6 separate regions of the Homo sapiens genome follow, and all the other regions are linked to region 1. A link is a loop called in an ENCODE intact Hi-C map of the cell type or tissue named here. Cell type or tissue: ovary. All regions are shown on one strand.

Region 1 (4,000 bases):
GACACTATGACCAGGAGTCAGGAAACCTGGGTTCTTGTTCTAGGCCAGTCACCAACCAGCTCTGGGGCCTTGAGTAAATCACTAGCCTTTGCCGGGTCTCTACTTTCTCATCTCAGGAATACACCACCAGCCCTTGCTACTCTGCAGAACTTCGTAGAAGAACATGTAAGAGTATGGATGTGGAAATCATAGCCAACTTCCTACTTGGTGGGATACCTGGAGAAGACTCAGAGATGGCAGATAGATAGATAGATAGATAGATAGATAGATAGATAGATAGATAGATAGATAGAAAGAAAAACAGATCATCTCCCAGATTTCTGGGAACAGTACAGATGGCAGATGTTCTTCCTCAGTTTACTCATGAGCATAGTCTTACTTTTAAGGCGGTATGCCTAATTTCTTGTGAGATAATAAAGATGATAATTCAGTCAGGGAGATGGATAGAGCCTAGAGGAGGAATTAAGGGTGTGCACTTAGCCATCACTACTCTACCTCTGTTGAGCTGTGCCATCTTGGACTAGTTACACAGTTTCTCTGGGCCTCAATGTCATCATCTGTAAAATGAGATTATTAAGAGTTGTACCCAGTTGTGGGTACATAGTACCTAGCACATGCTCAGTGCTCAATGAATGGTGGTTGATGATGTCAAAAAGGAATTCTGACTTTCAGGCTCTGTCTATGTTGCTCTGTCCTTCCACTCCTCCCCATCCCACACATCCAAAGTATATCTTGTAATTGTGACCCTGGGTGTGCCTTGAAGGGTTTGGCTCTTTCTTTTTCCTATGCACTCCTCCTGGAAAACAGCAGACCTGCTGAGGCAACCAGCACAGAAACAGAGCTCGTGCCGACTCCCAACTGCCGGGGATACAAAGGGCTGCTAGGGAGATGGAGCAGGAAGCACAGCCCTGGAAGAGTGCACTGTCCCCCCAGCATCCGACAACCGGCCTCTCAGTGTGGAGCTCTGTGGGGCACAGTTGACGACTGTCACTCACATCCACTGACACCACCGTCTATGCCATTTGTCAGCAAGCAGAATGTCCTCATGTGGTTTGACCTGACTCTCTCAAGTCCTGGGGAACAAGGTTGCACCCTCCACATGAAAACAACCAGCTCAATGCACAGAGTCTGGTCAGATTCACAGCTGGAGTTTGCATCTGTCACCCACCACCCTGCAAGGTTCTATTCTTCAATTCGACCAAATAACTTGTAACTGGGGACACAGCCCAAACATGGAACCAGGAAAGGTCAAGGTTCCAAGCTACCTTCGAGATCATCTGATCCAATAACTTCATTGTTCTGGTAGGAAAAGCAAATCCCAGCGAGGGGACTTACCAGAGATCATACAGTTGGCCAGGGAGTGGCTCAAGGATCTAGGAGTAGCAGAGGCATCTTCACCCCCCCTCACCTGGGAGAAAACAGAACCACAAAGAGGGGGAGGTCGGCTGGTGGAGGGGACTGACACCGGTTGCATTTCAGGGGCTTCGCAAGGGGTAGAATGAGCACTGGACTGAGGGTTAGAAGACCAGGGTCCCCCACGTGTCTCTGCCTCGAATCAGCTGGGCCCCCGTGAGCTGTCACTTCCCCTCTCTTTGGGTCTCAATTCTCTCTTATAAAACGGAGCATCCCATCCACCTCTAAGAATGGGTTCAAGGAGCAGATGAAAATGTGTTTTGAAAATCCTGAGGCTCTACATATGTACAACCAAATTCTGCCCATCTACACAGCCACTTTTAGCTGTTGTCCCCAAGGCCTGGAAGCAGGCAGAGGGGAGAGTTAGGTAAGCTCTCTGAGCACATCCAAGGCTGGAGGGCTTCCCTCAGCAAAGGGGGCCCAGAGCACCAGGCTAAATCCATGTCATTCAAGCAGCGCTCAGGTTGTGTCTAAGCAGCTTTGATTTTAAAAGATTAGGAGGGCCGCAGGGTGGAAAGAAAAGTTGATGAGGCAACAAAGTCCTGCCCGCAGTACCACACTGCCCTCTGCAGGGTGTCTGTGAGAAGGCACCTCGGCTGGCCAGGTCAGGTTAATTCCGACTGCCCAGGGTCACAGATCCATTCCCGTGCCTCCACGCAGTGCAAGCCCTCTCCAAGTAGAAACAGGGATTGGGGGGGTGCTGCAACCACCCTCAGTAATCTGCTCTGTCTTCAAACAGCGCAGGCCTTTCTTGGTGTCTGGCCCGAATCTTCCTCTTGTCCTGACACCAACCATCTTCCAACCTGCCCTCCGAGGAGCCTGCCTTAGCGTCTCTTGCTTGTGACTCTAAAGCCAGGATTTAGAAGGTTCTAGAAAACAGAACAGCCCTGGCTCCTGCCCACCTCATTGTACCCTCTTTTCTCCAGAATAAGGTGGTTTCTCCATACCCTGGACATATTTTGGTCCTTGGAGAAAGCCCCCACACTGAAGGAGACGTGTCTTGCCTGAATCAACAGACAAGCCAGCGTCCTGCAGGTCTCAGTGATGAACCAAAAAGTCTGTGACTTTCACGAACATCAGACCCAATCTCCACAAATGATCTGGGATTGCGGGGGACATCCAGGGCCCAGAGCCTGCCCCCACGGCAACAAGGAATGTCCTCCAAGGCCCTCATGGCACCAGACCTTCCCCCTTCTCCATCCTCTCCCTGGCTGTGTGGTTCAGAGTGGGGCACTCTGCAGCTGGCTGACCAGCCTCCAGGCATGGGCTCAGGCCATGCTCCCTGTGTGCCCTGTGCAGACCCGGGGAGACGCTGCAGCCGGCCTGGCCATGTGACACGGGTGATTCACACACGCAGACGCCCAGACCAGTTTCTCCTTTCTTCCTCTCCCAGGCCATTACAAAAGGCACAGTCTCAGCACAGTGCTGCATTGTTCCCAGGGTCAGCAGAGGCTGGAAGCTGAGGGGAATTAGGAAGACAGGGAGTTGAGCAGCGTAGAGTGGTTTTCCATGCAGCATATGCACCTCGTGCAAGCCAAGCCCACTTCCTGTCTTGGCTCCAGCTCTGGAGCTCAAGTTTATATCTCCCTCCTTCAGAACCAACTTCGGTTTGGGTTGTTGGCTTCTTTAATTTTCCACTCTCCGCACGTGTGCATTTCTTTGAAAAATATGCACGTGCTGTGTCTTTTTTCTTCTCCAGCACACATCATTCTTTAGAGACTATAATATAAATTCGGAGTCCAGCAGCCTTTGTCTTTAAGAGCATGCTTTCTCCTTTGTCTTCTGCTCTCTACCCCCAACAAGACACTAAGCATAGACAGGTTGGTGGATGTGATCAGAGGTACACGTGGGCAAGGCCAGGACTTGGGGGTGCAACATGAGTGAATGGAAGAGAGAGGAGGCTGGTCAGCAATGGTGGCAGGGGGTGGGGGGTGAAGAAATTTGGCCATGAATGGGGCAGTCAAGGATTTGGGAAATTATTCCAATTTTCCTATTCTTTAATTATGAAAATCTTCGACTCTGGGTAGGTGAAAATAATTTCCTGGTAAATAAACACTTGGAATCAGAAGGGCTTTTGGCAGCCCAGTGGTCCCATTCTGATCATCTGAGAGGTAGTCCTTCCTCTACAGCAGGCCCATGGCCAGCAGGACAATCTGTCCCACGGCTGAGCAGCTCAACTCATTAGAAGGAGCTTTGAATATCAGGTCAAAATGTGTCCCCCAAGTGGTAGGTTGTAAAAATGGTCACCCTTTTTCACTCCTCCTTGTATCCATGCCCTTAACATGTGACTTTGCAGGACTGATCTATGACTTGCTTTGATCAAATGTAATGTCATGCCATTACTGAACTTAGACTTCAAGAGACCTCACGTACTTCTGCTCTCTCACTCTGAACCCTGTCACTGGCATGAGAACAAGATCAGTATAGTCTGCTACAGGATGAACTAACACATGGAGGAGAACTCTGTCATCCCAGCTTAGGCCTTCCTAAGCTTAGACTCTTACTCTCTCAAGTCCTGGGGACAACCCACAGCCAGCATGACAGCTGACTGCAGATGCATGTATGAACCCCAGCTGAGATCAGCCAA
Region 2 (4,000 bases), 1.0 Mb before region 1:
ATTGCCAAAGGGGGTTTAGCCACGTGGTGGCTGGGAGAGGGAGGAGCATTGTGTGTAATGATTAAAACAAAAAATAGCAGCAAGGCTCATCTTAATTTCTTCTTTTCTCAGTCTGAGGGCTTGGTAAGGTAGGAACAAATCAATATTCAAAACTTTGGTGGAAATATTTTAGAAGTGAGGGAAATCATGTGTTATTTTGTCATTTGTGTCAAGTTCAGACTACAAGAGTGGCAGCAGAATGTGTGCAGTATGTTCTCTTCCCTGCTCCTATTTCTTTCTGCACACCCTTAGCAGCTCAGCCTGCCTCAGGCACACTGGTAGCTTTTAAGATGATTGGGGGAAATTGTGGTACTCCTTCCAAAGAAACATGAGTTGCCTCGTTCCAGTCACCCTGTATTCTGAGAGAGATGGCCTCTAGTGACACCTCTTTTTGTGTAGCCGACTTCCAATGGCTGGATAATACAATATGTGAAGACAGGTAAAAGGAGGGGGGATCATTCACAGAAAAGATAAAAAGGGTAGAGAGAAGGGGGGAGGAGAATGTGGTGGGAGCCGGACCCTGGGGCAGAGCAGTACAGGGGCCATGGAGAGAGGTTACTCTGCAAGACTGTAAATGTTAAGCAGCTATTCTTTTTTTTTTTTTTTAATACTTTAAGTTCTAGGGTACATGTGCACAATGTGCAGGTTTGTTACATATGTATACATGTGCTGTGTTGGTGTGCTAAGCAGCCATTCTTTATCTCCACTTAGAAATGGGCTTAGGTTATAAGGGATTCAGACACTGGAGCTGTTGTCCAAGAGACCCTGGGATAGGCTTCCCGAGAGGGCATGAGAGAAAGAAGAATTCTCAGTAGCCTGGGATTGTCTATAGTAATTTCATCCAAAGATGGAGGACTGGCCAGATGGGTGTTGTTTCTGAGTCCATAATTAACATATGACAATGGAGTGGGAAGGTGTTGGTGTTGTTACTGCAGGATACGGGATTATGGAGGATGCCTATGAGCCTTACTTGATTCCATTTTCCCCTTCCCTCCATTCTGGAGGTCTAGATCTGTTCACAATCACCTTTAGAAAATTGCTTGTAGAAAAAAAAAATAGTTTGCATCAACCAGGGTAATTGGGAGGGGATCATTAATTCCTGCCAGATACAAATGTTCCCTTCCTAGAGACCCCCCTGTGCTGCCGGCTTGCTTTCGCTGTCATGGGCTTCCCAACTCTGGCATAGACTAGCTTCTATACCTGTCAACTGCATCTTTTTCGGGGAAGTAGTATTTAAATATCAACCACTTGTGTCCCGTTTCCCCGGAGATCACTCCTCCTCTTTCCTTTAAAAGATTAACTGCTTATCAAAGCCAGCTTTCAAGAAATGCAGCGGAGTGAAAGATTTATGATCTTTTATCTGGATAACTTTTCAAAGGATAGATAGTGTTTTTATTTTATAAAGCTTCGGATGCCTTGCCTGTGGTCATTTCCTGTGAGTTTCTAAGTGATTTTCAAGGATGATGCCTGATAACACAGTTTGGGAAAGCTAGACTTTTTAGTAGGACACAAAGTATTGTGGATTCTACTGGTTAGAATGGAAAAATGTTAGCTAAGGATCTTGTCTTCATTCTCTTTTCTGTGTCACTCTCACCACTCTCAGACAGGCTTATTTATATAATTTATTCAATTTTTAAAGACCTCATGACATTGACTTCAGTCTCTCCCAGAGGCCAACACACATCAAGAATACTAATGCTGCGGCCATGTTGTCCTGGTCCCAAACTAAGGTACAGTGATGTTCAATAAAGAAAGTGCCCCCTTGTTCAGGTCCTTCCCTAGCTCTGGGAGGTTCAGCAAGACTGAAGTCTGTGTTAAAGAGCAGCATGAGGCAACTTTGTTGTAGTGATATTGCTGAAGGCTAGGTGGCAGGATAGATACATCATTAGAAACACGCCTCCTTTCACGAAGGGAAAGAAGCAGATACTGGTAGAGGTGTTTAACAATGGGGATGGGGCAACGGGAGAAGAAAAAGCATGGATGGAAGGACAGGTACGGACACCCTGTGGGTCCACTTATAGGCCACCCCAGCATCGGCACTGCACTGTTGCCCCAATAGCACCAGGCCAGCCTGAGGTGCAAAACCCTCTGTGTCCCACCAGATGCTGTGTTCATGATTACTTTTCTTTGGAGAAAAGGTATGGCCAGGGTAGGAACTTGATGACTTTGGGTTCATCAAAGGGTGTCCTAAACCTTCTCTGAGGAATAATCAGAAGTGATCTTCAGCCACAATTCATAAAAATTCCCCCTGTTAAATTAAAAAAAGGTAATTATGGCACATTTCAAACATTCAAAGAACAGAAGATAATAGAGCATGTGCCCTCCACTCCCTACACTTATTTGACACATGTTCACTTTTTGCCGTTGTTGTTGAAGATTTTTATTTTTTTTTATTTTTGAGATGGAGTCTTGCTCTGTCTCCCAGGCTGGAGTGCAGTGGCACGGTCTTGGTTCACTGCTACCTCCACCTCCCAGGTTCAAGCGATTCTTCTGCCTCAACATCCCTAGTAGTTGGGACTACAGGTGCGCACCACTGTGCTTGGCTAATTTTTGTATTTTTAGTACAGACAGGGTTTCACCATGTTGGCCAGGCTGGTCTTGAAATCCTGACCTTGTGATCCACCCACCTTGGCCCCCCAAAGTGCTGGGATTACAGTCATGAGCCACCGCGCCCAGCTGAAGATTTTGTTAAAAGAGAAGTAGAGTGGGACAGATAACAGCTCACCTCCCATGCATGCCATCCCCGCATCCTCTTCCCTGGACAGAGGTAGTCAGTGTCCTGAAATAGCTCTGTATCCTTTCTGCACAATATTTTTCTAGGTTTTATGTGTAGTTTCTCATAGAACAGAATTATAGTGATTTTTGAGGGTAAAACCATGTGCTACTTTAGAGTTAATTTTGTAGTGGTGCTTGCAGTGGTGGCAATTTAACTAGAGTCTAAATTGACCCTGAGGCTGGCTGTTAAAGGAGCCGGAGCCAGCTGTGACGCAGAGTGATTTATATCCCGATGTGAGCCGCATATAAGTTAATAGCTGCACGAATTGATGTTAAGGAGGCTTCTGGAGCAGTTCCAGACAGATAGGGCAGAGCAGGGCAGGCTCCATAAATACTGTTTCTGGTTGGAGCCCTTCTGTCTTCTTGGATCATGGGATCTGGCATGTTCCTACAATGGACCGCTCAGAAGCTGTTTCAATTTTGGAAAATGAGATTAACCAGGAAAAGTGATCTGTTGTGACTTAGAGACAGTGTTGGTAGCACCAGATCTAGGTGGGAGAGAGATAGGGTAGGTAGAAAAAATGGAATCACATGGAAAAAGAGGAGAGAGAGAGAGAGAGTGTTAACTACTTGAAGCAGGTTTAATATGATTCATATGAACCGTGAAAAGGCCAAGTAAAATCACAGTGCATGGTTAGCAACTGAGATTTCACACAGTTTGGGAGGGAGAAGTGGTAAGAGCTAGCTTACCACTGTTAGTGCAGAGGGTAAATTTGTGTAAATTAGGAAAAGATGACCTTCCTCAAGATACTTTACTTCTATTCATCAGAATATTGTTATAAAATACAGATTCTGTTAGGACAGGAAACTTTACTGCCTCTTCCAGGAAATTGTCATAATGAATGTACCTGTCTGTGTCTGCTCTGTGAATAGCACCACTTAAACGGGGTTCTTGCTGTGTCGTACACAATCTGCACAGCTCTATGCAATGGCCCTGGTTGGAAGAGCTAAACTTCATATCTAAACTAGCAGGAAACACTGCTTTTCTACTAGTGTGGAAAGCATGGGTCCAGTGACGTGATTTGATCCGTTACTGGGGCTAAGGGATAGTCCTGAAACATTTAAAGCAGCTGCCTCTGGCCGTGTTCCCAGCTGGGTCAATCTAAACCCCTATGCCCTTCTTTCCTTAGAGAAATCAAGCTTTTCCATGCCTCCACACCTGTGCACAAACTCTTCATTCTGACAG
Region 3 (4,000 bases), 1.2 Mb before region 1:
AAATTATCAGATACAAAAGCAAAACTTCAGTGATAATATATCATTAAAGTATATTTCATTGACTAAGACTTTATCAGGTGTTTCTTAAATTACAGTGTTTAGGTCTCTGGCCTCATTTTCAGGGTCTTCAAGAATTTTTTTCCTTTAAAAAGGAAAACTGGCATAGGAGGACAGTATTAAATACACCATCGTAAACACTGGACTTTGTAGTTGAGTAGACCAATGAAGACATGAACTGACGAGGGAAGCTAAGTGAGAGCCCAGACCCTGGCAAGTGGGTCAAAAGGTTACACTGATGGAGGGAGACACCCTGACAGCACTGCCACAGGGCAGAGCCAATGGGATGCTCAGTGGAAGCATAACTTGGAAACTTGGAGGGGAGCCAGGAGGAGAGGCATTCCTTTCTGTCAAGTGGGCACTCTTAAGGTGCATGCCTCACCTTCACACCTTCACACATGAAATGATGTAATTTGTTAAGGGTGAAGACCAATATTATAGGGGTGATTGGCTCTTCTCTTTCCTGATGTTCTTCTGAAAGTCTTTTGCACACTTCTCCCCAAAATAACTATTCTTTCAACTCAAGGCTGTTCTGCTTATATGCTTCTCTTCTTTGGTCTCTAAGTCATGATTAGCATTGGGAGGGCTTTATCAGGAATACCTAACACATGCACCTTGCTGTGAGCCAGGCTGCATTCCAAGGACTTGAACTATATAAACTCATTTAATCCTCATGACAGCTCTGCCCTGGGTATTGTGGGACCGTATTTTACAAAGCTCTTAATGACTTGACCCCTGCTTGCCTTGCCAGCTGCATCTATTGTCAGGTCCTGTTTCCACTCTAAGCACCAGCAGTACTGAACTTCTTTGAGTTACTTGAACAAACCATGCCTGAATACTGTAGCTAGTATTTATCGTACTCTTTCTGTTGGCAAGTGTGTCTCCCCCTGCACTGTCTCCCCTTCTCTTTTCCTCAAACTCATGGATTAATATTATTGTTTCCCCCATTTTACAGATGAGGAAAAGAAGCTTAGATAAGTTAAATGTCATGTCTAGATTATACACTTCAGAGAGGGATAATAATGTGGGGAAAGGATGAGCTTTGGACCTAGAAGTTATGTTATCCAACTTCAGCTCTGCCATTTACTCGCTTAAACCTCAGAGAGGACAGGTGTGGTGGCTCACGCCTGTAATCCCAGCAATTTGGGAGGCTGAGGCAGGGGGATCACAAGGTCAGGAGTTCGAGACCAGCCTGATCAACATGGTGAAACCCCGTCTCTACTAAAAATACAAAAATTAGCTGGGCGTGGTGGTGCGTGCCTGTAATCCCAGCTACTCAGGAAGCTGAGGCAGGAGAATCGCTTGAACCCGGGAGGCAGAGTTTGCAGTGAGCCGATACCACGCCATTGCACTCCAGCCTGGACAACAGAGCAAGACTCTGTCTCAAAAACAAACAAAAAACCTCAGAGAGTATAAGAAACAGATGCAGAGTGGCATATTGCGACAGATTTTGGTGATTGGGAGGGCCAACCCAGGCATGAGACAAAGGGATAAAATTAAGGGAAGAACAACAGAATGGAAAGGAAAGAATGTTTTCTCTTTTGTCTTTTACTTTATTTATTTATTTATTTATTTATTTATTTATTTATTTATTTATTTATTTTTTGAGACAGAGCCTTGCTCTGTTTCCCAGGCTGGAGTGAAGCGGTGTGATCATGGCTCACCACAGCCTCAACTTCCTGGGCTCAAACGATCCTCCTGCCTCAGCCCTCCTGAGTAGCTGAGACAATAGGCATATACCACCACACTCGGCTGTTTTATAATTTTTTATTTTTTAGTAGAGACAAGGTCTTACTCTTTCCCAGTCTGGTCTCGAATTCCTGATCTCAGGTGATCCTCCACCTTGGTCCCTGAAAGTGTTGGGATTATGGGCATGAGCCACTTTGCCCAGCCTGGAAAGAATGTTTTTGAAAGATGATGTTAATAAAGAACAAACAGGATTCCACTGATTAAATTAGGACATGTGCACATTCTGTGCCCCAAACAGGAGTATGAGTGTGTCACTTTCTATATAGGAAAATGAGTGCAGAGAATGGACAGCAGAGGGAGCCCTTGATGAGTTTTGACCATCAAGGTAAGAAGACGGAGGGAGTGACATTTTCCCTGGTGCTCTCAGACCATGAGCTTATTTCTCCCCACTCTATCTTTACTTCTTTACAATAATGGTTGTATATTATTTCCTAACAGAAGTGGCCATGATGTGCTAGCAATTATGCCTGTCCTCACAATTCTCTGTGAGCGTGCTGCTCTATTCCTTCCTCTTCACAATATGAAGAAAGTAAGGCTCAGAGAACTGCCCCAAGTTGAGTTACACAACTGGTACATAATTGAGTCAGGATTCCAATTCTTAGGGCTCTGGGATTCTAAGTGAATCCTCATGCCAAAGTCACTGTTCTGTGCCCTCACATCTATGGTCGTTTTCCCCCCTCTGCAAATGCAAAGGGGGTTAGAAAGACACTCTCAGAGTAACATAGTAGGTTCATTTTAGCAGGGACATTTCAGAAACACAATGTATTAACTCAAGGGAGGTACCCCACACCCAGCAGGCTTGTGGGAAAAGAAATGTGGAGGCTGGTGGCAATGGCAGTATCCAGGATGTGGATATGGGGGCTTTAAAATACCCCCATAATTTCCATTTACCACCACCCCTACCTGGTCTCTTATAAAAAACTGACATTATCTGAATTTTATGTCAAAAGCTTTGCAAATACAGCTTCAAAACCCTTCCTGGCTGCCACCTCCCAACCTTCCCTAAGCTCCACTGTGGCTGGCCTTTCCTGGCAGCACTCAGCCTCCCTCTGGTGAGTGATGGTGGGTTGGGCCAGGCTGTATGTGCTTAGAGACCCTCAAATTGAAGGAGCTCCAATTCCACATCCATAGTTGCCACAAAATAAAGACTCCTGTCTTCTCTCCTTTTTCTGGGACCCCCACTGCGTAGCTCGGCATGGGTCCAAGTCTTCAGGGGGGGCTCAGCAAAGACTTGGTGACAGGCTGATTGATGGATTCTCGCCTTGCCTGCCCTCTCGCCCACTCCTGCAGGCTCTGGCCCTGGTCCACTGTCCAGCTGCCTAAGGGGTCTGCTTTTCTTTGTTGAGTCAGCACCAATGAGTCAGGGCCAAAATCAGCTGCAGGGAGTGGGGAGTACTGCAGGAAATTGTGGGGTTGGAGTAAGAATTTAGTGGCCCTAAAGGAAGGTATAGCCAGGAGCATCTGAAGGGATGGCACTGGGGGAGGTGGTCAGAGGAGGACCCTCTCTGACCTGCTGATGTTGTTGACCATTGGCTCTTGATGGAGCACTTTCCTGTAGTAAAACACAAGAGCTTACTCAAGTCATTGCCTAGGGCCCTAAAAAAAACCCCAGTCTTGTGTCTTTTGTGCTTCAACTCTACTCTTCTAGAGATGCCAAAATGGAACCAAATCTCCATGAACTCTGCTAATGGAAGACGAGGAAAAGGCAGGTAAGTGAAATTCTCAGATACATCCCAACAGCAGTTCAACACTGTCCTTTTGCTGGAGCTGCTGAGTTTTCATCCTCAGTGGCTGATGGCATCGGCTGCCCTCCTTCTGTATTTGCTCATCCACAGGTTGTACACACTAGTAGTGTGGACAGGAGGAGAGTTGGATATTGCTGGAAGGTAGGTAAAGCTGGGCTCATGATGTGGCTCTATACTCAGATTTGCAGGCCATGGTCCCAGGGAATTTTGTTCATTTTATCCTACTAAGCCTCACAACAGGAGCCCGTCAGCCCCCTAAGACAGGAGCAAGGAACAATAATGGTCCCAGGAATGGAAGTCCTACGCCTTTTATAGAACAGCATTGGTGGAACACACCCAGGCTTCCCATATCCTGTGCCCAGGTAGACCACGCAACAAAGACCATGCAGCCAACAGACCCTCATGCGTCCTTCCATATTATTGCCCTTCTTTTGGTAGACAGAGGCCCA
Region 4 (4,000 bases), 190 kb before region 1:
CAAACGTTATCTCCTGTACTCTTGAACAACTCTATGAGTAGACAACTTACAAATGTATAGCCCCCAGTCTAGACTCTTCTATGTCTGTTGCTTTCCAACATTGTTTTAGTCTGTTTTCTGTGGCTTGTAACAGAATACCTAAAACTGGGTTACACATAAAGAAAAGGAATGTATTTCTTACAGTTATGAAGGCTGAAAAGTACAAAGTCAAGGGTTCATATCTGGTGAGAGCCTTCTTGATGGTGGGGACTCTATACAGAGTCCCAGGGTGGCACAGGGCATCATGTGGTGAGGGGGGGCTGAGCTCAGATCTCTGTCCTGCTTATAAAGCCACCAGTCCCATTCTCATGATAAACCTCTAATCCATTAACCCATGAATGGGTTAATCTATTCTTAGGAGCAGAGCTCTCATGACCCAATCACTTCTTAAAAGCTCCACCTCTCAATATTGCCACACTGGGGATTATGTTTCAACATCAGTTTTGGAGGAAACGAATATTCAAACCATAGCAAACGTCCAGTTGGCAAATGAGAGTTGATTCCTGTGCAATGTCTTTTCCCAAAGGTAGCTTTCTCTGGCCTTCCAGTTACAGGATCCTGCAGCATCACAGATGCTCTGCTTCATGTAATGTTTGATTTAGCACATAGCAGATTATACAAATCATAAAACCATGGACAACTTTTACTTGCCATTGTATCTTAAGTACCTACCATAAAATATGTAAAAAGAGAGCTCAAATAACATTTGTTGACGCAAAATTAATGAATAATTTAACTTTCTACAGTATTGTTGTCTTTCTTTTGAAGCTAATAAAACTGAAGCAAAGAGAGATTAAATGACGACTCCAAGGACACACAGCTAGTAAGTGCTAGATCCAGGATTTAAACCCCAACCACTGACGATGGCTCCACTGTGCCATCTTAACATTAATTGACACCCCTCTTAGGCACTGTACTGGTTGCCTCTTAACATTTAACCCATTTTATTCTCTCAAGGGTCTTATGAAAGTGTTCATGTCATACAATTTAGAGATGAGAAATCAGGCCCAGAGAAAACCAAAAACAGAGCTAGAAACTGCTGGAAATGCAGTTTGAACCCAAATTGTCTGACTCCAATTTTCTTTTCAATATATAGAGGCAGTATTATATAATGTATATTAATTAATATATAATGTTAGTAATAATATCATTACTATATAACATATGTCTATACAGTCCACAAATTATTTTAAAACTTATCACCACACCTCACACCCACCAAAAACTCTGTTAGACAGGAAGAGTTACTTTTTTTCATCAGTAGGAAAGCTAAAGTTCTGAGAAATTAAATGCCCTGTTCAAATTCACAGGGCTGGTCAGTGGCAAATCTTAGAGATTTTTTATCCCATGCTGTCCTACATGTTAACCACCTGCCACACACTAAAATTTTAATGAATTAAAATTAAATAAAATGTAAGAGTCAGTTCCTGTTGATTCAACAGTTGCATTTCAAATGCTCAATAGCCACTGTGGCTAGTGGGTACCATATTGGAGAGTATAGGACATTTCTGTCACTGCAGAAAGTTCTATAGAACAGCACTGAATTCTTGCTACTACAGGGCAACAGCAGAAGCATCACCTGGGAGCTTATTAGAAATGCAGAATCTTTGGCCCCACCCCAGACCCATGGAATCACAACCTGCACTTTAGCCAGATCCATGGAAGATTTGTGTGCATATTAAAGCACTGACTTAACCACTCCACCTTAATTTTGCAGATGAGAAACTAAAATCCAAAGAGATGAACCAACTCAGCTAAAGTCACATCCAGGGTTAGGGGTGAAGCTGGGGCCAGAAGTCGGGACTCCGGCCTCTGCTACTCCGCCTGTGAGGAGGCACCAAGCCAGAGGGGCCTTGGTGGCGCCTGGCAATGGAACAGGGAGAGTGCTGATGGCTCCCTCCCTGCAGAAGCAGATAAGAGAGCAGTGGTGCTTGCCCAAAGAGGAGGATGATGCCGGTGTCCGGCAAGTCTAAGAGGCCTGGGAAGGGAGGGAAGCTGGCTTTGGTCCCTCCCACCTCCCATCCAAGCTGAGAAGCAACAATAGAGAGCTGCCAGGCTAAGGGGGACAGGGTCCACTGACAGGCCAGGACTGTAGCCAAGAGAGTGTTGATTACGAAGTTCTCTCTGCCACAATGAGGGTGAGGGAGACTTCAGTCTGAATCCCTTTGGTGGGCTGCGTCCAGCTGCTCTTCTGTCCTGGGCTGCTACCCAATCTTCCCACTGCATCACCATGAAGAGGATGCCTTCAGCCAAATGAGAACCCAAACTGTCTCCATTTCAATGCTTTCAATTTAGTTAATTTAAAAAGAAGAAAGAAACAATACGCCCTTAGCATATATCAGGATCTGAAATTCTCAATCCACTTGCTACTGACACAGAATTTTAACTCATATAATGGTTTTAAAACATTCCCACAAATTCTTTGACAGTCCTCTATTGAGAGGTAGGGTCCACCTCCCCACCCCTTAAATAGGAGCAGGCTTATAATATTTTGTTCAATAGTGCATAGCAGAATGAGGCTAGGCGATGACTAAAGCTAGGTTCTAAAGAGCTTTGCAATTCCACCTTGTTCACTGGGACACTCACTCCTGGAGCAGCAGGTATCCATGTAAGAATTCCCAGTATGCCATGACCATGATGCCAAAGAGGCTGCAAGTACATGCTCCAGATGACACCATCCTAACCATGGCACCAGATATATGAGTAAAGAAATCGGCCGGGTGCGGTGGCTCACACCTGTAATCCCAGCACTTTGGGAGGCCGAGGAGGGTGGATCACAAGGACAGGAGATCAAGACCATCCTGACTAACACGGTGAAACGCTGTCTCTACTAAAAAAAAAATACAAAAAAATTAGCTGGGCGTGGTGGTGGGTGCCTGTAGTCCCAGCTACTTGGGAGGCTGAGGCAGGAGAATGGGGTGAACCCAGGAGGTGGAGCTTGCAGTGAGCAGAGATTGAGCCACTGCACTCCAGCCTGGGCGACTGAGTGAGACTGTGTCTCACAAAAAAAAAAAAAAGAGAAATCACTGCATGTTCTCACTCATAAGTGGGAGTTGAACAATGAGAACACATGGATACAGGGAGGGGAACAACACACACCAGGGCCTGTCGGGGGTTGGGGGCAGGGGGAGGGAGAGCATTAGGACAAATACCTAATGCATGCAGGGTTTAAAACCTAGATGACAGGTTGATAGGTGCAGCAAACCACCATGGCACATGTATACCTATGTAACAAATCTGCACATTCTGCACATGTATCCCAGAACTTAAAGTAAAATTTAAAAAAAGATTTTTTTATAAATGTTAACATAGAAATTATAAAAGACAAAGCCCAATTTTCTGATTAAATTCTTCCAGAAAAAAAAAAAAAAAAGAAGTCACCTTGGAAGTGGATCCTCCAGCTCCAGCGATTCCAACTTCCCACGCTTTGAGTCATCGAAGCTGAGGACCAGCACATTGTGGAGCAGAGAATGACTCCACTGAGCCCATTCTGAATTTCTAACCCTCAGAATTTGAAGGTCATGATAAAAATGGTTGGCATTCTACACCACTATGTTTTGGGGTGATTTTGCAGCAATAAATAAGAAGACAGGATATAAGAGAGGTATATTGCGCTACGAAATGGGTGGGTTCTCAAGAGAAAGGTCTCTCTCCAACCGTCAGGTTAAAAGCAAGTTTCTTAGAGCTGGTATGCTCAGATTTGCATTCCAGATCTGCTTCTCAGTGATTCTCCGCACTTGGGTGGGTTGCTTAACCTCTCTAGCTGCTTCTGCAAAATGGGATTCTTGTGGTGATGATTAAATGGGAGAATGCTCCCTTCAGGGAGTGGATCACAATGAAAAACAGTACCTGTATGTGCCATCGGCTTTGCAGTTCTCAATGCATGGCCATGAACACAGAGTGTTTATAAAAATGTGTTTTGATGAAATAATGGCTAAGTGGTCTGGATTTTGGAGATTAG
Region 5 (4,000 bases), 1.0 Mb before region 1:
GCCAGGATGCCTCACAGTGGGACCAGATGCAGGGGTGAGTGGAGGTGGGGGGCCCTGTCTTCATTGCCTCCCTCTTTTTTCAAATACTGGAAAGAGAAAATAGAGCTTTGAGTGACCTTAAATAACTGAAATGAGGTGAAAGAAAATTCTGTTCTCCATCTACTCCATGATCACTGGGATGTCCAGGAACAGTGACCGCCAGACATCTGGGATGGGGAACAGAAGAAGTGGGTAGAATTCCAGGAAGTGGGGGTGGGGTGCAAGGAAAGAGAAGCTTTTTTGAGAAGACGCTGTTTTATGCCTCTGGGCAGGTATAGAACCTGACTTCTGAGCTTGCAGCCCTGGGCAAGTTCCAGGTGTGAGTTAGGAAAGGCATTTGGACACCTGGCCTAACCTGGGCAGGATGGCAGGTGGCAGGAAGCACCCAAGCATCTGTTTCTCTCTTGGCTCAGGATTTGTCAAGTCTAATGAAATAGGTATCTGGTCTTTAAGGCCTTGGCAGAGAAGGTCCCTGCCCTAAAGAAGCCTCCAAAGGTTCGCAGCGTTCCTGGTGGTGAGTTGCTTTGGGTATTTATTCACAGGAAAGGAAGGGACGTAATTACTGGAGAGGAAGATGATGACTTGGGGAAAGCAAATAGCAAGGTGGTGGGTGGGCTCTCCCTAAATAAAATTCAACCTGAGAATCCTGGTACCCCTTCTGGACTCTCACCCCCTCTTCCCAGTCATGTCTTGATGTCCCAGTACCTCGATTCTGCTCTATCAGACCCTGCTGTGACGACTCATCAATAGGGTGACATCTCTGGTAGGTGGAATGCAGGATTCTAGGGATTAGTTAAAAGGGTCATGTTCTGGGGTAAATTGACTTTTCTTGGTTGTAGCGCAAGTGAGATTGGCAGGAGGAAGGGAGAAGCATGGCTGGTTTGGGGACTTTGTACAAATTGAAAGGCTGGGGCTCCGTTATCTAGTAACACAGGCCTCACGCCAAGGCTCAGATCTTGGAGAAGAGGGAGTAGGGAGAGGGAGTGCTAACCATTGCACAGAAGGGCTTTTGGGCACGTCTTATGGAGGGACTGGAGCCGTGCCACTCAACCTCAGCATCACCACGCATTTTAATCCTCAAAAAGTAGTTGACTACTGTAGGGGGAGGGGCAGACAGGATATGGTGGCTACTGAAAGCCTGGAGGGGGTTCAGATTGGAGAAGCCTGGACCCCTTCCTCAATCAAGATTGTAACTGGATAAAGTGAGGGCAGGTGGGGGAGTGGGCTGGCTGCTGACCAGCGCATGCGTCTATGCGTCTCCTTCAGTGGGCTGCCCCAGCCTGGCCTGGAGAGCCAACACATTGTCACCTCTTCAAGGGGAGACAGCCTGGGAAGCTGGCTTCTCTCCTGTGGCTGGTGTAGCAGTTCCTGGAATCCTTTCCGTAGGCCATTTAGTCCATCCCCCTGTGTCCAAGCAGAAATAAGCATCTATCTCTCTAGTTCTTAAGGACATCTGAAATGGGGGTGCCATTCCATCCTCCTCTGGCTACCTGTTGGGGGAGGCTCTGTCCATTTGGTCAGAGGGTGCCCTTTTCCAGCTGTCATTTTAGCTTATTCTCTCTTTGGCCTTGGGGGACACAGAAGCATGGTGGCCCACAGCCTTCCCTCAACAGCTCTTCTCAAGACCTTTCACCTTTTGGGACTTTTTCTAAGAAGTGCTGTGGGCTGTCCTTAACCTTGAGTCACCCTTTCTGGGAGGGGGATGGGGCTGTTGACAACGGTTTGATAAACCTTGGGGTAAATTTATTTTGACCTCTCTTACTCTTTTCTTTGAAAGTGTTCAAGTACTGCCCCGGGGCCAAGCAACCATGATACTGGCATACAAAATGTAGATTCTTGTATCTCTCTTCATTTAAGGAACTCAAAATGCTTTTGCAAACTCTCTCCTTTTCCCAGCCTCCCCAAGGCAAGTCTCCTGAGGGCACACCTTCCCCAGCTTTGCAAGCTTTTTGGCTGCTTCTGAAGAGCAGGCTTAACATTTTGATGTGCCTCCTGGTTTCTGGTGCCACTTAACCCCATGGGACCTATTCCTTAGGCAGCAGCAGAGTCCAGTGTCGAAGATACTAATCAGGGTCTTGTGGTCACCTGTAGGCTCCAGAGAGACAGCGGAAACTTGGAGGGGAGCCAGGGCAGAGCCATGGAGATTAAAGGGCTGGAAAGTAAGACTGGAGCTGAGTGCCAGAAGCAGCCAGCCCGACTCAGCTGCTCTGTGGCTGAGTCATAAATAGGCTTTCAATTGTGGAAGGCTTTGCGTTTTAGATAAAACAAGAAGGAACAAGTAGACTGGCTACTCTGGAGCTATTTCATCAAGAGAAAATGAACTGAGGTTGCAGAAGGGATCTAGGCAGGATACCCGGGAGGACTTCCTGGTGAAGATTGTTCTGCACGTGAACAGCAAAAGAACTCAACAGTCTGCTCTGGAACCTGTTTGACAAACAGGTCAATATCTCCATGTGGCCAGCAGAGGGCGTGGGAGACTGACACCCACACAGCATGGGCACACTTCTAGGGACTGGAAGCGTTTTTTGTTTTTTTTTTTTGAGACAGAGTCTCCTTCTGTCGCCCAGGCTGGAGTGCAGTGGCGCGATCTCGGCTCACTGTAAGCTCCGCCTCCTGGGTTTACGCCATTCTCCTGCCTCATCCTCCCGAGTAGCTGGGACTACAGGCGCCCGCCACCATGCCCGGCTAATTTTTTGTATTTTTAGTAGAGATGGGGTTTCACCGTGTTAGCCAGGATGGTCTCGATCTCCTGACCTCGTGATCCGCCCGCCTTGGCCTCCCAAAGAGCTGGGATTACAGGCGTGAGCCACCAAGCCCGGCCTGGAAGTGTTTTTAAAATCTGGAATTTGGAATTGAGAGCGGTGGCTCATATCTCTAATCCCAGCACTTTGGGAGGCCAAGGTGAGTGGATTGCCTGAGCCCAGGAGTTCGAGACCAGCCTGGACAACATAGTGAAACCCCGTCTCTACAAAAAAAACACAAAAATTAGCTGGGCATAGAGGCGTGCGCCTCTAGTCTGAGAAACTCAGGAGGCTGAGACCGGAGGATTGCTTGAGCCCGGAAGGTGGGAGGTTGGAGGTAGGAGGTTGGAGATTGGAGGTTGAGGCTGAGGCTGAGGTGAGCCATGATTGCTCCACTTTGATAGCTCCACTGCACTCTAGCCTGGGGGACAGAGTGAGACCCTGTCTCAAAGAAAAAATAAATCTGGAATTTGGGTGCCTCCCTCTCCTACTTCTGCAATAATCATTCAAATAAATCCCTTCCTTCTGTTTGTGTGTCTGCAGGATATATTTAAAGAGTCAGGGAGACAAACAAGCGAGGCCCGGAGAGAACCCATGTGTGGGAGAGTGAAGGCAGGTGAGGGAGAGGGGAACAGGGCTTGTTTGTGCATGGCATTCTGCTGTTTCTGTAACCTCCAACTGGAAAATGATCCAGGAAGGAAGAGAGACATATTCCAGACTTCCCCGCCCATGAGATGCTGTTCTGAGAGGTTTTTGCAGAGGATGGGAAATGTGGAATGCTCAGCATCCATTTCTCCTGCTGGGATCTATGGAGGCCAGACCTTACCTTCATAACCCTATTCAATGACTAAGGGAGGGGATGATGATAATATTATCTGGATACAGTATTTACCTTTGGGGTGGGATCTAAATCTCTGGCTTCTATATAATACCTCCAGTCCTTCCCACTGGCTCTCCAATGCCTCTGGCCCCTGCCACATTTGGGTGGCCAACTCAGTCCTCTTTCATTCATAAGGAGTTCCCCATACACCCCAGTGCAGCAGCATCCACAGAGGCACACACAGTACATCAGCCTCTCCCCATGGTAACATGAACACGTGTTTGAGGATTGCACCATCCTCTATGTCCTGGCAAACACAGAGAGTGTCATGATGCAAGCCCAGCTGCTACAGACCCAGAGGCATCTTAGGGTGAGAAATACTCCATGCTGCACAATTGCA
Region 6 (4,000 bases), 200 kb before region 1:
CCAGCCAAAGACTCAATACTTCTGGAAAGATTAAGGTCACATTTGTTTCAAGAGTGTCCAGTACAACAAAGACCTTCCACAGGGAGTAGTAACTATTCCTGATAGGGAACCTCCAAACTGCAATAGGCTTTACCCTTTTTTATCTTTCCTCTTTCTTCGTGCCTCAAGTCAGATCATAGCAAGAAGAAACCTTGGAAAATCCCCTCTTCTCCTCCACACCTCCCAGAGATGCCCAAAAAGCAGTTTAATGCTTTTTCGTAGACTTAGAAAACAGTTCTGTTCTTCCCTGGGCTCAGAGAAGCCTCCCATTTTGGAGCTCTTATCTTCAAAACCTTGCCAGGGACAGGCACTGGTGATTCACAATGGTACTTAATGTGATTTAGACTTATAAATCAAGAGACCGCCTAAGAGTAAATTCCAGGGAGCCTTAGGCCAGACTCAGGGTCCCTGTGTGTAAACAATCAAGTCTAACCCCCTTGGCTGGCAGGCTCTCCTGTCTCAGGGGACAGGAGGTAGGACCGCCTCTTGTACAAGTCTTAACATCGTCCATGACCTCAGTCTGCTTCTAGTGGGACTTTGGGAGACCATCCTCTCAAACTTGAGCCATTTCAACCCAATTTCTCCTCCGTGATCCAAGGAGAAATAAGGCCTGCCATCTCTGCTGGGGGATCTTTCTGGCACCAGCTAGATGGATCCCTGGCACTTTGACTCACAATTCCTCCCCTTACACAAGACAGCAGTTCCTGAGGCCTGCATATTCCAGGCATGAAATTGACAAGAGCAATTCAGCTTTCATATGGGAGCATATGAGGTCAGCTCAGCTTTTGGCCTCTGCAAGGAGGGATGTAGAAAGTCTCCCCACAGGAATATCTGGTGGCATCCTGACACCAAGCCTCCTTTTATGTTTTCAAAATTTTTTAAAGTTTTATTTTGTTTTTAATTGACATATAATAGTCATATATATTTATGGGGTACAGTATGTTTTGATACATGTATACATTGTGTAATGATAAAATCAGAGTAATTAGCATATCTGTCACCTCAAAGACTTATCAAAGTTTCAGGATACAAAGTCAACACACAAAAATCAACAGTGTTTCTAAACCCCAACAGCAAACTATCCAAAAAAAAAATTAAGAAAACAATCTTATTTGCAACAGCTACCAAAAAAAAGAGTAGGAATAAATTTAACCCAGGAAGTGAAAGACCTCTACAATGAAACTATAAAATATTGATGAAAAAAAAGGACACGGCCAGGCACGGTGGCTCACGCCTGTAATCCCAGCACTTTGGGAGGCCGAGGCGGGCGGATCATGAGGTCAGGAGATCAAGATCATCCTGGCTAACACAGTGAAAACCTGTATCTACTAAAAATACAAAAAAATTAGCCAGGCGTGATGGCAGGCACCTGCAGTCCCAGCTACTCAGGAGGCTGAGGCAGGAGAATGGCATGAACCCGGGAGGTGGAGCTTGCAGTGAGCTGAGATTGCGCCACTGCACTCCAGCCTGGGCGACAGAGCGAGGCTCCATCTCCAAAAAAAAAAAAAAAGAAAAAGAAAAAAAGGACACAAATAAATAGAAAGATATCCTGTGTTCATGCATTGGAAAAATTAATAGGGTTAAAATGTCTGTACTACTCAAAGCGAGCTACAAATTCAATTCACTCCCTATCAAAATACCAATGATTTCTTCATAGAAATAGAAAAAAAAATCCTAAGATTAGTGTGGAACCACAAAAGACCCTGGATAGCCAATGTAACCTTAAGCAAAAAGAATAAAGCTGGAGGCATCACACCACTTGACTTCAATATCTACTAAAAAACTATAGAAACCAAACCAGCATGGTACTGGCATAAAAACAGATACAAAGACCAATGGAATAGAATACAGAACCCAGAAATATATCCAGGCATTTACAGCCAACTGATTTTTGACAAAGGCACCAAGAACAAACATTGGGGAAAGAATCATCTCTTTTATTCTAGTAAAACTGAATATCTACATGTAGAAGAATGAAACGAGACCCCTATCTCTCACCACATACAAAAATCAACTCAAAATGGGTTAAAGACTTAAATGTAAGACCCAGTGCTTTTTTAAAACTACTCAGCAAACGCTGGCTGTTCTGAGGGTTCAGGTGGCTTCTTAAATCTCTGTGTTCAAGGGCTCATGACTCATTTATACTTCCTGGAAAGTGTCAGGAACTATTTCCAAATGGGCAACTGGTGAGAGTGAGATGTCAAGGGCAGTGTGGCCTCAGTCTCCTAGCCTGCCCCTCATGGGGCGCCAGATTAGGGTGTCATTGCAGAAACGTATGTTCTTGGAGTTTGGTTTCTTTTTAGCATCCAGCCTCTCTGCAGTGATTGCTGCAACCTCTGAAGGAGCAGTTCTTTCTAGCAAGGACTTTTTAGGAGTTCCGTCTCCCCCATCGAGGTGTTAACCTTAAAATCTCATTTCTTCCCAGCTCCACGCTAACTCAGCGATCAATCTCCTCTTAAATTGAAAAGTGTTGTCTCTGAACTGAAAAGGAATCGAGGTTTATGGAGCCTGGTCTGCTGAGAAGAAATGAGGATGGGATAGCTGCCTTCAATGGCTGAATTCAAAGCTGTCAGGAGATCCAAAGAGCACACAGTCTGCATGGCACTCAGGTGTTAGACAAAGGAGGAAAAGTTAAAGATGGGGGATTTGGGATCAATATAATGAATACAGTTATCAAGCACAACAAAAGGCCAGACATTTTATACACATGGCTATTTTGTTCTCCTGAAACATCTATGAAATGGGGATTAGACTATATCAGGAAACAGGCTGGAAAGGAGGAGGTGCATTGTCAGGCCCCTGCAGCAGTCAGAGCACATATGGTGGATAAGCTAAAGGAAAATTCTGGATTGGATGGGAGAGTGGGTCAGTGATTCTCAACCAGGGGTGGTTTTGTGTCCCAGGGACATATGGCAACATCTGGAGACATGTTTGATTGTTATGAATTGGGGAGTGATACTGTATCTAGTGGGTACAGCCAGGGGTGCAGCTAAACACCCTCACAATGCACAAGACAGCCCCTCACAATAAAAAGTCCAACAGGCCCAAAATGTCAACAGTACTGAGGTTGAGAAACCATGCATTAAATGATCTTAAGATATCTTCAAACTCCAGAACTAAATTAGGGGCCTTAATTTTTCCTCTGCATAGATGGGATTCCATTTAGCCATCCAGTGTTTCTCAAAGTAGAGCAGGGAGAGGACAAGGATGTCAAAACTATCTCACTGGGACCCTTTTAAAACACTTAGTCTCTAGCCAAAGAAGACCCAAAAAGCTATAAAAGAAGCCCAAAAAGCAAACAAGTCCCCAAAAGCCTTTGGCCTCAAAGAAATGACATAAATTTTTCCTCTATTTCCTAAAGACTTCGCCATTAAATGTTCTGAATATAAATCTGCACCCCTGGGGAAACCAAGTTAGCTAAAGATTCACAAGGACTTGGTGGGAATATAGGAGATTCCAGAGAACTCAAAAGGAGAGGATGAAATGGATGAAATCTGCCAATTCAGTGAAAATCATTTTGATGAATGCCCAATTGGTACAAAAGCTAATTCCCTGAAAAGTCAATTTACTGAAAGCTAATGCCCAGGGAGTCAGTTCTTAGAAAGATCAATTTGCCAAATGACCAGTACACTCACATTACCAAATTCATATGTCATAATGTTTAATGAAAATATTTATCCACTTGATGCTCTGCATTGAATGAAAATCTTTTTGGAGCATTCTAATTTTTTACTGGAAATTTTCTTCTACCTAATTCTGATTTCTATCTTGAGTCTAGAATTAAATTTTAACTTATATTTAAAATTAATGTTATTTACAATTCTGCTTTATTTGAGTGCTTTTAAAGTTAATTTATTTTAGTTTCAAAGTTTATTGAAAATTTACTTTGCAGAAATTTGCTTTCTTCAGTTTATAGAAAGGATTGAAAAGAAAAGATAAAACCAAGGCCGGGAAGGGGTGT

Evidence for each region. Hi-C counts contacts between places; a loop is a spot of excess contacts. Peaks named below come from ENCODE experiments on the same cell type or tissue, not always from the same donor. Only the 100,000 strongest peaks of a DNase experiment are listed, where the experiment ranks them.
Region 2: it touches region 1 in a loop (4-fold over the local background); 96 of 110 quality-filtered maps call a loop at or near these places.
Region 3: a loop joins it to region 1, with 2.4 times the contacts of the local background. A loop is called at or near these places in 34 of 110 quality-filtered maps.
Region 4: a loop joins it to region 1, with 5 times the contacts of the local background. A loop is called at or near these places in 69 of 110 quality-filtered maps.
Region 5: it touches region 1 in a loop (4-fold over the local background); 97 of 110 quality-filtered maps call a loop at or near these places.
Region 6: a loop joins it to region 1, with 4 times the contacts of the local background. A loop is called at or near these places in 66 of 110 quality-filtered maps.

Annotation. Positions count from the first base shown.
Region 1 is chr2:217,711,694-217,715,693 of GRCh38, forward strand. All of the region lies in intron 2 of DIRC3 (disrupted in renal carcinoma 3), which reads right to left. Among named protein-coding and RNA genes, the nearest start is that of DIRC3, 77 kb to the right of the region's middle. RefSeq lists an enhancer at 2,032-2,081. In ovary, a CTCF peak has its summit at 1,980 (motif pointing left); DNase peaks (open chromatin) are centred at 1,988 and 2,748; H3K27ac peaks cover 862 bases.
Region 2 is chr2:216,697,108-216,701,107 of GRCh38, forward strand. The region is part of intron 1 of IGFBP-AS1 (IGFBP5 antisense RNA 1); the gene reads left to right. Among named protein-coding and RNA genes, the nearest start is that of IGFBP5, 3.6 kb to the left of the region's middle. RefSeq lists a silencer at 1,819-1,898. In ovary, a CTCF peak has its summit at 1,927; no DNase peak of the experiment used is centred here; H3K27ac peaks cover 3,759 bases.
Region 3 is chr2:216,517,260-216,521,259 of GRCh38, forward strand. It overlaps LOC101928156 (a long non-coding RNA gene), which reads left to right and starts at 1,875. Exons shown (of 3, transcript XR_923872.3): 1 at 1,875-2,131; 2 at 3,455-3,515. In ovary, a CTCF peak has its summit at 2,065 (motif pointing right); a DNase peak (open chromatin) is centred at 2,106.
Region 4 is chr2:217,521,475-217,525,474 of GRCh38, forward strand. All of the region lies in intron 2 of DIRC3 (disrupted in renal carcinoma 3), which reads right to left. Among named protein-coding and RNA genes, the nearest start is that of DIRC3-AS1, 240 kb to the left of the region's middle. In ovary, no CTCF peak of the experiment used is centred here; a DNase peak (open chromatin) is centred at 1,967.
Region 5 is chr2:216,680,148-216,684,147 of GRCh38, forward strand. All of the region lies in intron 1 of IGFBP5 (insulin like growth factor binding protein 5), which reads right to left. It overlaps LOC124900515 (a long non-coding RNA gene), which reads right to left. Exons shown (of 2, transcript XR_007088080.1): 2 at 1,092-4,000. Among named protein-coding and RNA genes, the nearest start is that of IGFBP-AS1, 12 kb to the right of the region's middle. In ovary, a CTCF peak has its summit at 2,456 (motif pointing right); a DNase peak (open chromatin) is centred at 2,507; H3K27ac peaks cover 2,586 bases.
Region 6 is chr2:217,515,367-217,519,366 of GRCh38, forward strand. The region is part of intron 2 of DIRC3 (disrupted in renal carcinoma 3); the gene reads right to left. Among named protein-coding and RNA genes, the nearest start is that of DIRC3-AS1, 230 kb to the left of the region's middle. In ovary, no CTCF peak of the experiment used is centred here; DNase peaks (open chromatin) are centred at 512 and 2,270; H3K27ac peaks cover 1,684 bases.